Linked DNA regions of Homo sapiens: region 1 is linked to region 2. Evidence: chromatin contacts called from ENCODE Hi-C data. All regions are on one chromosome and are shown on one strand. The core of a region is the stretch at or near the end of the contact, and the rest is flanking DNA. Distances in the headings are between cores, read along the strand shown.

Region 1 (6,780 bases), core at 1,104-3,603, 1.8 Mb after region 2:
TTCATTACAGCCTCAGAGTTCAGATTAGAGTGCACTGATACAGCATTTTTATTTTGGGGGGTTGAATGTCTCTGAGAAACTAACTGTTGAAGGCTAGTGTCCTGAAGTTCAGAAAGATTCTTCAGCTGAGAACTTTTCTCATTAATTTCTTTCCCCTCATCTGTTATTCCATTGGCATCTTCATCCAAATCCTTACAATTCTGTTTTGTTTCTTTAAGAGATTCAACATTGGCCTGTTCGTGCACTGTTAATATATTTTCTGAACTTCTGTGGGAGAAATCATCATCAAAGTCATTATTATAGAAATTTGGCTTATTTATCTCAGAAAGAGATCTTGCTTGTAAATGGGAAGTTTGTCTGGTATCTGAATCCTCTGAATTCACAGGTGTACCCACGATCTGTTTCTCATTTCCTGGTACAATCTTACTATCTTTCTTTTCAGTTTGTGCCTTTAATTTCCTCTGCATACTCCTGGTTCTTCTAGTTGCAATTCCAGAGAATGAAATGTCTGAGCTTGATGTCTCAGCATCAGATATAGCTTCTGTATGAGATTCTTGGCTTGGATCTGTCAGAGATTTAGCCTTACTTCTTCTGGCTCCTGTAGTTTTTTCTGTAGGAAGCACAATTCTAGAAATACCTGAAACATGAGATTCTGCTTCAGACACTATTTCTTCAGTGTAAGACTCCTTTGTTGGAGTTACTTTCGGCTTTTTCCTAACACTGGACACTGGGGAGCATGCAATTAAGATCTGCCTTCTCCTAGTTACCCTTAAAATGGTATCATGGTGCTCAGACACAGAATAATTTGACTCTGCCTCAGAGGTTTCTCCATCCGTAGATGGTTCAGTCCCCTTTGGTAGTGAGCCTGTAGTTCTGCTCTTCCTCTTTCTAGCTTTAGGAGTTCTAGGGATTAAACTTTGCTTCCCAGTGGTCTGTGATTCAGCAGTAGTTCGGGCATCAGATCCAGTACTACTTTCTGGATGCGCTTGAATCCCATTAGCAGCAAAACTCTGCAAACCAGAGAAAACACACTGTAATTTAGGTAGGGCTGGAACAAGGGCAAAGCAAATGAAATACTGACCCCAAAAGCTAAAACCCAGTAAACAAGATTACCTTTAAAACAAAAAACAAAAAAACCTGCCCAACTCATGATTTTTAAAAAATCAAAATTTGGCCGGGCGCGGTGGCTTACGGCTGTAATCCCAGCACTCTGGGAGGCCGAGGCAGGTGGATCACGAGGTCAGGAGTTCGAGACAGCTTGGCCAACATAGTGAAACCCCATCTCTACTCAAAGTAAAAAAATTAGCGGGGCGTGTTGGTGCGCACCTGTAATCCCAACTACTCAGGAGCCTGAGGCAGAAGAATTGTTGGAATCCGGGAGGCAGAAGTTGCAGTGAGCCGAGGCTGCGCCACTGCACTCTAGCCTGGGCGACAGAGCAAGACTCCGAATCAAAAACAAACAAACAAAAAAATCAAAATTTAAACACTGGAGCCAACCCTGCATTTACTTCACTAGCCTCATCCTTCCTAGATGTAACTTCAGAAGCAGAACGATTAAAATTTTTCTGTTTAAAGTCAAATATAATGGGTAGACCAACATTCTGACCCACCTATAGAAGAGGGGAGAAAGGGAATATTAACTCTGAACACCGATGTGTTTAGGAACACACTGATGGAATCAGTCGCCGCCCTTACCTTTACGTACAGGAAAAAATCGCCGCCGCTCCGTTCCCTGCATCGCTGAGTCAGAATGAGACAGCCGACTAACGCCACTAAGAGTCACCAGGCGACGACACCACAGCCCTCCTCACGCCTTAAGGAGGTGATGCTGGACAGCTGCCAGCCTCCCCACGTGAAAACGAAGCTTTTTTTCCAGCCCCCCTAAATGGGGCTTGTGCATGGTGGCCGAAATTAACCCTCCTTGGTACCGTGTTAACAGTAAGGTTTAAAAGTTCGAACTGTGCTTCTGCATTAAGGAGTTGAACGACCCAAATAAAGTTATCTAACCTCTCTTCCATACTAAAAATTGCCTTAAGAGACAGTGGTGAAGGCTAAACAGTTTCCGTGACAGGCTTAGCACGGGGCCTGGGAGACCCAAGCGCGCGGCAAGCTCGGGTCCTCTCTGTCGGCAGGTCCTCACCCTTAACCGGACCCTTGCGCCGCCCCGCCTGCCTGAGCGCGGCTCTGCGAAGCGGCGAGAAGTAGGGAAGACTGGATTTCCTACCTTTTGCCCGGAACTTTCAGCCGACGCGGCTTGGATGCTGGCCTTAGCCCGTGCAGATCTGGTAACCACCATCTTTCCGGCTCCCTCGCGACCACCACGACTTCCCTCTTCCCTGGCGCTCCGGAAATGCGTCAGAGAACTGCCTCGAGCGCGTTTTCCGCGCAGATCCGAGAATTCGCGAGAATCTCCGCCCAGCCAGTTCAGGCCAGGGCGGTCAGAGACAAAGGGCCTGGGTTTAAGTGTGCATTTCAGAGCTGTAGAAGGCAAGCCAGATTTTTGCTGGGAAAGACCTTCATCGGGGCGGCGAAGCCCGCAGTGACAGAGGGTCTTAGCGTACCCGTTCACATGAATTGTAAAAACGCACTTACATGCCATTCGTTCTTTCATTTGTTTAGTAGAATCGTTTGAACCCGGGAGGCGTTCTTTCATTTCTACGTTCTAAAGAGCTTAATGTAGCCATTGGTATGTCCAAGGGAGAAGTTTGAGATATTTGTGCTTTTTAAAGAAAGACAATATTTACTCGTGTATTGTGACGCTAACTATAAATAAAATTTAAGGACTTGGTTGGGGTAAAAGGGATATAAGGTGCTCGCAGGAACTGGGAGACGAAGTGGAAAGCTGTATAATCTAAACGTGAGATGGTGTTTAGGGATTGGGAATAGCAGAAAAGAAAAAAACGTTAAAGAAATTGTAAAGGAGAAGAATAAGGTTTTGTTGTTGTTGTTGTTGTTGTTATTGTCACAGTGAAAGGAAGAGTATGACCAGAATCAAGAGGTTTCTTTGGTTATCTTTTGAGATAAAAGGTAGAGAACTATGTTTGAGGGGATGGGAAGGGGTTGAAAAAATAAGTAAACGCAAATTATTGTTGGAGGTGAGAAAGGATGAATGAGTGCCTCACCAAACCTAGTCTCTACTTCATGACAGAAAACCAATTTTTTATTTAAAGTCACAGAACACTGTGTCGATGGACACACTGCTTCCCAGCTTAAAATAGCTTATTTTATAGTCTCTCTTGCAGCCAAATGTGGCTATGTGACTACGTTTTAGCCAATTAGGTATAAATTGTGTGCATGTCTTTAGGGACGGCATCTAAAAGAGAGGAGGCCGTCCCTGACTTTTTTTTTTGGAGACGGAGTCTTGCTCTGTCGCCCAGGGTGGAGTGCAATGGCGCAATCTTGGGTCACTGCAACCTCCGCCTCCCGGGTTCAAGCGATTCTCCTGCTTCAGCCTCCTGAGTAGCTGAGATTACAGGCGCCCGCCACCATTCCTGGCTAATTTTTTTTTTGTATTTTTAGTAGAGACGGGGTTTCACCATGTTGGGCAGGCTGGTCTTGAACTCCTGCCTTCAGGTGATTCACCCGCCTCGGCCTCTCAAAGTGCTGGGATTACAGTGCTGGGATTATAGGCCTAAACGACCTCGCCCAGCCCTCCTGATCTTTTAAAGTGCATTTTACTTCCTGGAAAGTTGGGTTCGCTGGTTTTCAGGCGGCAAGTTTGTGCCATAAGGATGAAGGCATGCTTTAGAGATGGCATAGCAGTGAGATGGAAAAATCAACTTGTGGAGCTGCCCTATGAGCCCTCAAGAGCCGCCTTCTAGATTTTTCACCTGATGGAAACACCTTGTTAAAAGCCACTGTTAATTAAGGATTTTTCTATTTGCAGCCGAGCCTAATGCTAACTGAACTGGATAATAAACAGAGATGTGGGTGTAGTCAGAAAAGAATGCACCTTCCTTTGAGCCAGGAGGAAAGAGTTGATATCTGAAACAGAGAGGAGAATGTGAATGCAAGTATGTTCAAGTGGAGTGAAGAAGAGAAGATTTTGGGTAGATAATAACCTCTGTAAGTAGGTGATACATCTCAGAAGAATGGAAATGGTTTATATCAACATTTGTGGCAAATGTGGTAAGAAGCAAAAATAAATTTTAGTAGGGCCAAGTAGCAGTGAGACTATGTAAGAAGATGAACAGAAGAGAAAGGTTAGATTTGAGGAGGAGACAAATCGTGTAGAAGGAAAGTGAACCAATTGGATGTAGGTTGTGGAGATCAAAGCATCAAAGAACAACAGCATCAATCATAATAGTATTGGCCACTTAATATCTGCTGGATACTAATCTACGTGCTTTACATGTATTCATTCATTTAATCTCCACATCTTTAATTTGAGCAAATGCATGAAAATAGAAATTAAGATGACAGAGGTAGGTGTAGAAAACTGGAGAGAATATTAGAAAATCATGCAATGTCTAATACTCACTTGCAAGCATGGCCCTTTCAAGTAAAGAAAAAAAAAAAGGAGAAAACCAACTCATATACAATCTAAGGTCAAGAAACAAACGTAAGATACTAAAATTGTCAGTACATAGTTATAATATGAGAAGATTGAGCTGGTCTATCAACAAATCTACCATAGGCCAAAAAAAAAAGAAGTGTTTTTACGTGGGCTTACCAGGTTTGCCATATTCTTTGCCTATCTTCTTTATCTGAAGTGGATTTAGGGCAAATACAGTATATTTAATTTTAGGTATATATAGTATATACAATACAGTTGACCCTTGAACAACACGGGTTTGAACTGGGAAGTTTCACTTATGCAGTGATTTTCTTCTGCCTCCACCACCCCTGGACAGAAAGACCAACCCCTCCTCTTCCTCCTCAGCTTACTTAACATGAAGACAAGGATGAAGACCTTTATGATGATCCACTTCCACTTCTCTTCCTTATGATTCTCTTAAAATTTTCTTTTCTCGTTTATTGTAAGAATGCAATATATAATATATACAACATATAAAATATGTATTAATCAACTAGTTATCTGCAAGGCTTCTGGTCAATAGTAGGCTATTAGTAGTTAAGTTTTGGGGTAGTCAAAAGTTATCTGTGGATTTTCAACTGTGCAGGGGGGTCAATGCCCCAACCCCCACATTTTTTAACGGTAACCAGTACTATTACTCAGGCCCAAAAGGAAATTTACCTTAAATAATCTATATTTTACTAATTAAATCCTTAAACTGAAAGGTCAAAGCTCCCTGGAATTTTAGGCATTAACCAAAAGATGAGAGTTTTAGTGCATGAGCCTTCTAAAAATGCATACTATTCATGGTCATTCTGCATTGTTACATGTAAAACATTACTATTAAAATTAAGTTTGACCTGTAAGATGTCCAGTGATCCCATTTTCTGGTCTTCAAACCTTTGAATGTGGGCTGGACTTAGTGAGTTCTAATGAAACGAGTATGACAAAAATGATGGATGTCACTTTCAGGATTAGGTTAACAAAAGGCTGGCTTCTATCTTGCTCTCTCTCAATCATTCACTCTGTAGGAACCTAGCTGTACGTTATAAGCTGTCCTTTGAAGAGAACACTGTGGCAAGGAACTGAGTGAAGGAGGCCTCTGGCCTACACCCAGTGAAGAATTAAGGAACTCAGTCTGACAACGTGTGAGGCACTGAGTCCTGCCAACAACTACACGAGTGAGCTTGGAAACAGACCCTCAGTCCAGCCTTCAGGTGAGACTGCAGTCTTGACTTATCCATTGCTGCATCTGGATGCCTCAAAGTCATCCAGATACAACAATAGATAACCAGTAGTTATAGATTAACTTCATCTCTCCTAAAATTTCAAGTAAAATAAATAATACAGGCCAGGTACAGAGGCTCATACCTGTAATCCCAGCACTTTGGGAGGTTGAGGAGGCAGGATCACTTGAGCCCAGGAGTTTGAGACCAGCCTGGGCAACATAACAAAACCCCATCTCTACAAAATATATAAAAATTAGCCAGGCATGGTGGCATGCGCCAGTAGTCCCAGCTACTTGGGAGGCTGAGGTGGGAGGATCACTTGAGCCTGGGAGGTTGAGGCTGCAGTGAGCCATGATCATGCCACTGCACTCCAGCCTGGGTGACAGAGCGAGACCACGTCTTAAAAAAAAAAAAAAGAAAAAAGAAATAATACAGTATGTACTCATGTCTAGCTTCTTTCACTCAGCATAGTGTTTCTGTAATTCATCCATGTTATTGTGTATACCAGTAGTTGATTCTTTTTTATTGCTGAGTATTTCATTGTATGACTATATAACAATGGATTTATCCATTCAGCTGTTGATAGACATTTGGGTTGTATCTGGTTTTCAATATTGTATTTGGGGGCTTTTAGAATTCTGTAATGTCAAATGATCATTTAAGATTGAGTGCAAACTAAGCTGGGTGTGGTGGCATGTGCCTGTAGTCTCAGCAACTTGGGAGGCTGGAGCAGGAGGATTGTTTAGTTCAGGAGTTCTAGGCAGTAGTATGCGATGATCACACCTGTGAATAACCACTGCACTCCAATCTGGGCAACATAATGAAAACTGATCTCTATAAAAAACAAAAACAAAAACAAAAAACAAAGGTTGAGTGCAAAATAAAGACATTTCAGACAAATGGGATCTAGAAAATTTACTGTCACTAAAGACCTTTGGTAAAGAATTACTAAGGAGGCTAGGTACTGTGTCTCATGCCTGTAATCCCAGCACTTTGGGAGGCTGTGGTGAGAGGATCACTTGAGTCCAAGAGTTC
Region 2 (6,262 bases), core at 2,595-5,094:
CGAGGACTACAGGCATGTGCCACCACACCTGGCTTTAATTTTATTTATTTATTTATTTATTTATTTATTTATTTATTTATTTATTTAGTAAGTAAGTAAGTAGAGACGAGGCCTTGCTATGCTGCCTAGGCTGTTCTTGAACTCCTGGGCTCAAGCAATCCTCCCACCTCAGACTCCCAAAATGTTGGGATTACTGGTGTGAGCCACCAAGCTCAGCCTAAACATTTTTAAAGAGGGAGAAATAATGCATCAAAAATGGGTTTGCTTTCATGAGATTAGAGTTCTTGAAAGAAGTTTTTCCTTCCAAGGCAATTTTACCTAAATTTACTTTTCTCACATTAAGATCACAGTTAAAGATGACCCTAAACCAAATTAGGAGTTTAGCCACGTTTACCTTCACAGCTCCCACCGCTAGTTCCTTAAACTCTCTTTTCCTCCTGATCAAAAATTATTTCAGGAAGAACATCTGAAAACCTCACTCACATTAAGGGATAAATGACTATAGAGATGAATTAAAATAAAAATAATGCTTTAAGTTAAATTATCTAATGGTAGAATGTGAAGCATCAATGACAAGTTTTTTTGTTTTTTTTTTTTTAGAGACAGTCTTGTTCTATTGCCCAGGCTAAGTAGTGCAGTGCTGCGATGTGATCATAACTTACTGCAGCCTCGAACTCCTGGCTTCAAGCAATCCTCCCACCTCAACCTCCCAGTGTTGGAATTACAGGCATGAGCTACCATGCCCAGCCATGTTTTGTTTTTTAAGGGAGTATTTACTCATTCTTTAATCATTTCACATAGCCGCCTAAGCTACCTTAAGTTTTTTTATTTTTATATATATATTTCTTGAGACGGAGTCTTGCTCTGTCACCCAGGCTGAAATGCAGTAGCACGATCTCGGCTCATTGCAACCTCTGCAGTGAAATGATATAGTTAAGTGATTCTCTGCCCCAGCCTCCCAAGTAGCTGGGACCACAGGCATGCACCACCACACCTGGCTAATTTTGGTATTTTTAGTAGAACCGGGGTTTCGCCATGTTGGCCAGGCTGGTCTCGAACTCCTGACCTCAGGTGATCTGCCCGACTCGGCCTTCAAATGTGCTGGGATTACAGGCATGAGCCACCAAACCCGGCCTAACTTAAGTTGTTTTAAGATAAAACATGAACCAGGAATCATTCTGTCACCCATTTCCAACCAGAGAGTAGCCTAGTTGTTACTTTATCAGGTGATAAAGAGGCCTGGTAGAAATCTGGCAGGGCTTTGAAGGGAGTCTGGTGCTAGACTACCTGGGTGGTTTTTTGATTTTTTTTTTTTTAACATGTGGATATTTAAGGTATACAACATGATGTTTTGACATACATAGTAAAATGATATAGTCAAGCACATATCATCATCACACAGTTACTGTTTTCCCTCTCACCACACATAGTTACTTTTTTTGTGGTATGATCACCTAAAATCTACTCGCTTAGCAAATTTCTAGTATACAACAAATATTATTACCTATAGTTCTCATGCTGTACATTAGATCTCTATACTTACTCATCCTACATAAATGCAACTTTGTACCCTTTGACCTACATCTCCCCCAACCACCTTTCTGTTTATGTACTTTTTAAAAGATCCTACATATGAGAGTATGCAGTATTTGTCTTTTTTCTTTTTTTTTTTTTTTGAGACAGAGTCTGGCTCTGTCGCCCAGGCTGGAGTGCAGTGGCAATCTCCGCTCACTGCAAGCTCCGCCTCCCAGGTTCACACCATTCTCCTGCCTCAGCTTCCTGAGTAGCTGGGACTACAGGTGCCCACCACCATGCCTGGCTAATTTTTTTTGTATTTTTAGGAGAGACAGGGTTTCACCGTGTTAGTCAGGATGGTCTCGATCTCCTGACCTCATGATCCGCCCACCTCGGCCTCCTAAAGTGCTGCAATTACAGGCGTCAGGCAGTATTTGTCTTTCTGTGCCTGGCTAATTTTACTTAACGTCCTCCAGCTTCATCCATGTTGTCACAAATGGCAGGATCTTCTCTTTTAAGAATGAATAATATTCCATTGTATATATACAACATTATCCGTTAATCTATCCTAGGGACAGTTAGGTTGTTTCCATATCTTAGCTATTGTGAATAATGGGGCAACAAACATGAAAGTGCAGATATCTCTATGAGGTGCTAATTTCATTTCCTTTGGGTATATACCTGAAGAGGGTTTGCTGGGTCATGTCATAGTCCTATTTTTAATTTTTTGAGGAACCTCCATACTGTTTTCCATAATGGCTGCACCAATTTACATTCCTACGAAAAGTATATGTAAATTGACTAAATTTGCCAGTCAAAATATAAATACTGCCTGGGTTATAATACACCATTATTATGGTGTAACACACCATATATTATAGTGTGATATATGACATTGTGTGACCTTGGCCAAGTTTACCTATCCTTTGTATGCCTCAGCTTCCTCATCTGTAAATAGGTCTGAAGACAGTACCTAGCTAAATGGTTGTTGTAAGGATTAACTGAGTTAAAACACACAGAGCAAATAGAGTAGCGTTTATCACATAATAAGGATTCAAATATAAGCTACTATTATGTTATCTTTGACACCCCTCGTTTCTACAGGAATAATTAAGAATCAATTATCCATCCAAGCATTTGGGAATTAATTTTAAAAAATCAATTATCCAGTTATATTTTTCAGAATTAAGATGTCTGAATATTTGAGAGGGGGCATTATCTGAAGAAATGGTTACCTCTTGGCCAATCTTATGGTACAAATACAAAGTCCATATATTCCCCTCCCCGCCTCCTTTTTTTTTTTTTTTGTTTGGTAGAGACAGGGTCTCCTTATGTTGCCCAGGCTGGTCTCTAATTCCTGGGCTCAAGTGATCCTCCCGCCTTGGCTTCCCAAAGTGCTGGGATTACAGGTGTGAGCCACCGCAACCTGGCCAATGTATTTTCCAAGCAATTACTATTCTTCACCTTGTGTGTAGAGTTTGTGAATGAAACAGATTTTTTTTTTTTTTTTTTTTTTTGAGACAGGGTCTTGCTGTGCTGTTCAGGCTGGAGTGCAGTGGTGCAATCATGGCTCACTGCAGCCTCGACCTCCCGGGCTCAAGCCATCATTCCGCCTCGCTTCCCAAGTAGATGGGACTTGCCCGGCCCGAAGCGGAACTACTGAGTTTCCTTATTTTGGAGGCAGTAATCAAATAAAAAATACCAAAACCTTAAATGATAATCAGTTTGCTACTTTATTTGGGACAAAAGAGAATTCTATATTTCATCCATCCATCACTTCACTGCTCAAAGACTTTGCCCCTTACCTATTTCTCCCTTCTTGGTCATAAATGTTAGGGCTTTATATGCAAAGCCCTGTGCTTTCTCCGATCAAGTCCAAAAGCTTGTATGAGCCACTCCTTGGATAAGAAGGGGATGGGGCCTTCTAGATGCTGTAAGTATCTCTTATATTGAACTCAGAATTGTTCTGACTGGCAGTTTATGAAGTTCTTCCCCTACTCCTCCCATCGCCAATTTTTCTTGCCCCAAACATTTATACCTCAGGGTTAAGAAGCCAGGTAAGTGAGGGGGTGTGACTCGCCCAGTCTTTCGTTGGAAAAAAGTGTAGACCTGTCAGGAAGACACAGCATAGAAAGGCTGCATGTGCTGATTTGAACTCGAGCCTCAGTAAAACATTGAAATGAATGAACACCAACCGGAAGGGAAAGAAGAGGGGAGGGGATAAGGAGCCTGAGGATTGGTTTGCCCCGCGGGATGGTCCGCGCCTGAGCCATGGGAGGCGGGGTGCCCGCCGGCAGAAGTAAACAGAGCGAGTACGCCTGCGCACGCTCTTCCTGGGTCAAGAGCCGGCTCGGTTCTGGGATTCTGAGGCTCCCCACCGCGGTCCGGCTTCTCTGGGAGACTGTCTACAAACCGACGAGAGGCGTCAACCTTTTACCCTAGGGGGCGGATTTGGGTAGGAGCCGAGCGTTCGGTCGGAAACGCCCCCTTCTTCCTCCTGGGCGGGGCAAGTGAGGCCAAGTACTGGGCCTCCAGGGCGTCGTACCTCTGTGAGACATGGCTCGCTGTGGGGAAGGCAGTGCGGCCCCCATGGTACTTCTGGGGTCCGCTGGAGTTTGCAGTAAGGGGTTGCAAAGGAAGGGGCCGTGTGAGCGGCGCCGGCTGAAGGCGACGGTGTCGGAGCAGCTCAGCCAGGATTTGCTCAGGTAGGAGGAGGCGGGAACTCTGGCTGCTTCAGTTCCTAAATCGCCCACCTCCGCCCCGAAGCTGAGGCTTCTTTCGGCTCTGCCTCCCCCTCCCTCAGCACTTGGTTCTCCTCGCCTCAGGCGACTGCGGGTCGTTAGCCAGTCTCCCCACTATTCCGAAAAGTGGCTTCGCTCGCCCTGAATAAACAATCCCGAGCACCTCGACACCATGTACCAGATTCAAAAGGAAAACAAAAAAAGCTTAGTCGTGTGCAGCACTAGTTTGCTAGAAATATCTCAACACAGGCACGCTTAGTTGTTTCCAATCACTAAGGTCGGGTGGATCCAGGTCCTGAAACTTACACAATTTTTAAAATAAGCTTATACTATTTTAAGAAAAATAATAAAATTAGGAAAACGATTATTTGAAATGAGGAAAGAACAATACTATAGTCTTGGAGGTCTCTTCTGAGGTCTCTTTAAACAATTTACCAGAAATGCTTCCTGATTGCGACCTGGATTCCTCTCTCCACCTAGAGCTCTCTGTAGCTCCCAGCAACTCTCAGCTCCTGTGAGGACCAAAGCAAATGGAGGGTCTTCCTGACATTTAACCTTTGTAAGCCTCATGGATATCCTTCTCGGGTTATTGGGAATCCAGCTAAAGTAATTTCAGCTTACAAAGAAATTGAAGCTTAGAAATATGACCTAGCTAATTTACATTTCCAGCAAGACATTGATTCTTAAACTTGGGTGGGCATCACTGAAATTTTCCATTTCTAACAAGGCCCCAAGTGATGCTAATGCTGCTGGCTAGGGTGACTATGAGAACCACTGAGGTAAACATAATTACTAATAATTAAAAGTTGTGCAGCATTCTACTTTTTTTTTTTTGGAGACGGAGTCTCGCTCTGTCGCCCAGGCTGGAGCGCCGTGGCGCGATCTCGGCTCACTGCAACCTCCACCTCCCGGGTTCAAGCCATTCTCCTGCCTCAACCTCCCGAGTAGCTGGGATTACAGGCACGCGCCACCACGCCCGGCTAATTTTTGTATTTTTAGTAGAGACGGGATTTCATCATGTTGGCCAGGCTAGTCACGAACTCGTGACCACAAGTGATCCGCCCGCCTCGGCCTCCCAAAATGCTGGGATTACAGGCGTGAGCCACTGCGCCCAGCCAGGATTCTACATTTTGAAGTGCTTTCTGTCAAAAACTCACCCATACTTAAGGCTCCGATAGCTATAAACAGAATTTATCAAAGTAAAAAAAAAATCCCTTTAATTTGGGACTATCTACTGGGGAAGCTACTTTGTCTCTACCAGGGAGGGACTGATGAAAAAGATGGAAAAAATAATACTAAAGTTGTTAACGTTTCTAGGGTAACACATCTAATTTATATGAAGAAAATGAGGTTAAAGTATTGCTAGTGAACAATTTATCCTTATCTTAGTTACAACTGAGGGTAGGACTCAGAACTCTCAAATTCTTATTATAAACAAAGAAAAATAGATGTAGCAAGGTTTTTTTTTAAAACAAAACAAAACAAAATGCTCACCCAACCACCTTAAATGCTATACTAAATTAATTTTCTCCAAGCATAGCAATGTCATTTATTTATTCTACAAATACTAATGAAGTATCTAGCACTGACCACGTACCTAGCCCGGTACTAGGTCTTAAGTAATAAACGTTAATAAAACATTGCTTTGTTGTTTGTCCTTACACTCTAGTGAGAGAGGAAATGGCTAAATAAAAGTGATAGTTGTGGTGGGGTGAGTTGGGAAGACTTTATAGGGTGACATTTGAGTGAGCTCTTAGGGATTGGTTAAGAATTGATTAGGTAAAGATTGGGAAGGGAGAGGTAGAGGATATCTAAACAAGGGGAATAACTTTTATGGAAGCACAGAAATTTGAAAGAGCTTGATTGATTTTGAGAAAGCAAGTCGTATTAGACTCTGCCAAATAGTAAGGAACAGAGACACTCCTAGGTTACCTGACGTGACAAGATATGTAGAGAAGTGAGGAAAAGTGGGAGACAGTTTTAGCTGTCAAAAAGCCAGCTCCAAT

What was found. Hi-C counts contacts between places; a loop is a spot of excess contacts on that map. Pooled maps may share reads with other maps.
Region 1: a pooled map shows a loop between it and region 2 (15-fold over the local background). The contact joins the promoter of DNTTIP2 here to the promoter of BTBD8 in region 2. A Hi-C loop is called at or near these places in 4 of 50 pooled maps.

The regions. Positions count from the first base shown.
Region 1 is chr1:93,876,853-93,883,632 of GRCh38, forward strand. It overlaps DNTTIP2 (deoxynucleotidyltransferase terminal interacting protein 2), which reads right to left and starts at 2,354. Exons shown (of 7, transcript NM_014597.5): 1 at 2,225-2,354; 2 at 1-1,010. The coding sequence starts at 2,296. RefSeq lists enhancers at 2,080-2,509, 2,361-3,176.
Region 2 is chr1:92,076,501-92,082,762 of GRCh38, forward strand. BTBD8 (BTB domain containing 8) reads left to right here and starts at 3,845. Exons shown (of 18, transcript NM_001376131.1): 1 at 3,845-4,220. The coding sequence starts at 4,072. RefSeq lists an enhancer at 5,118-5,785.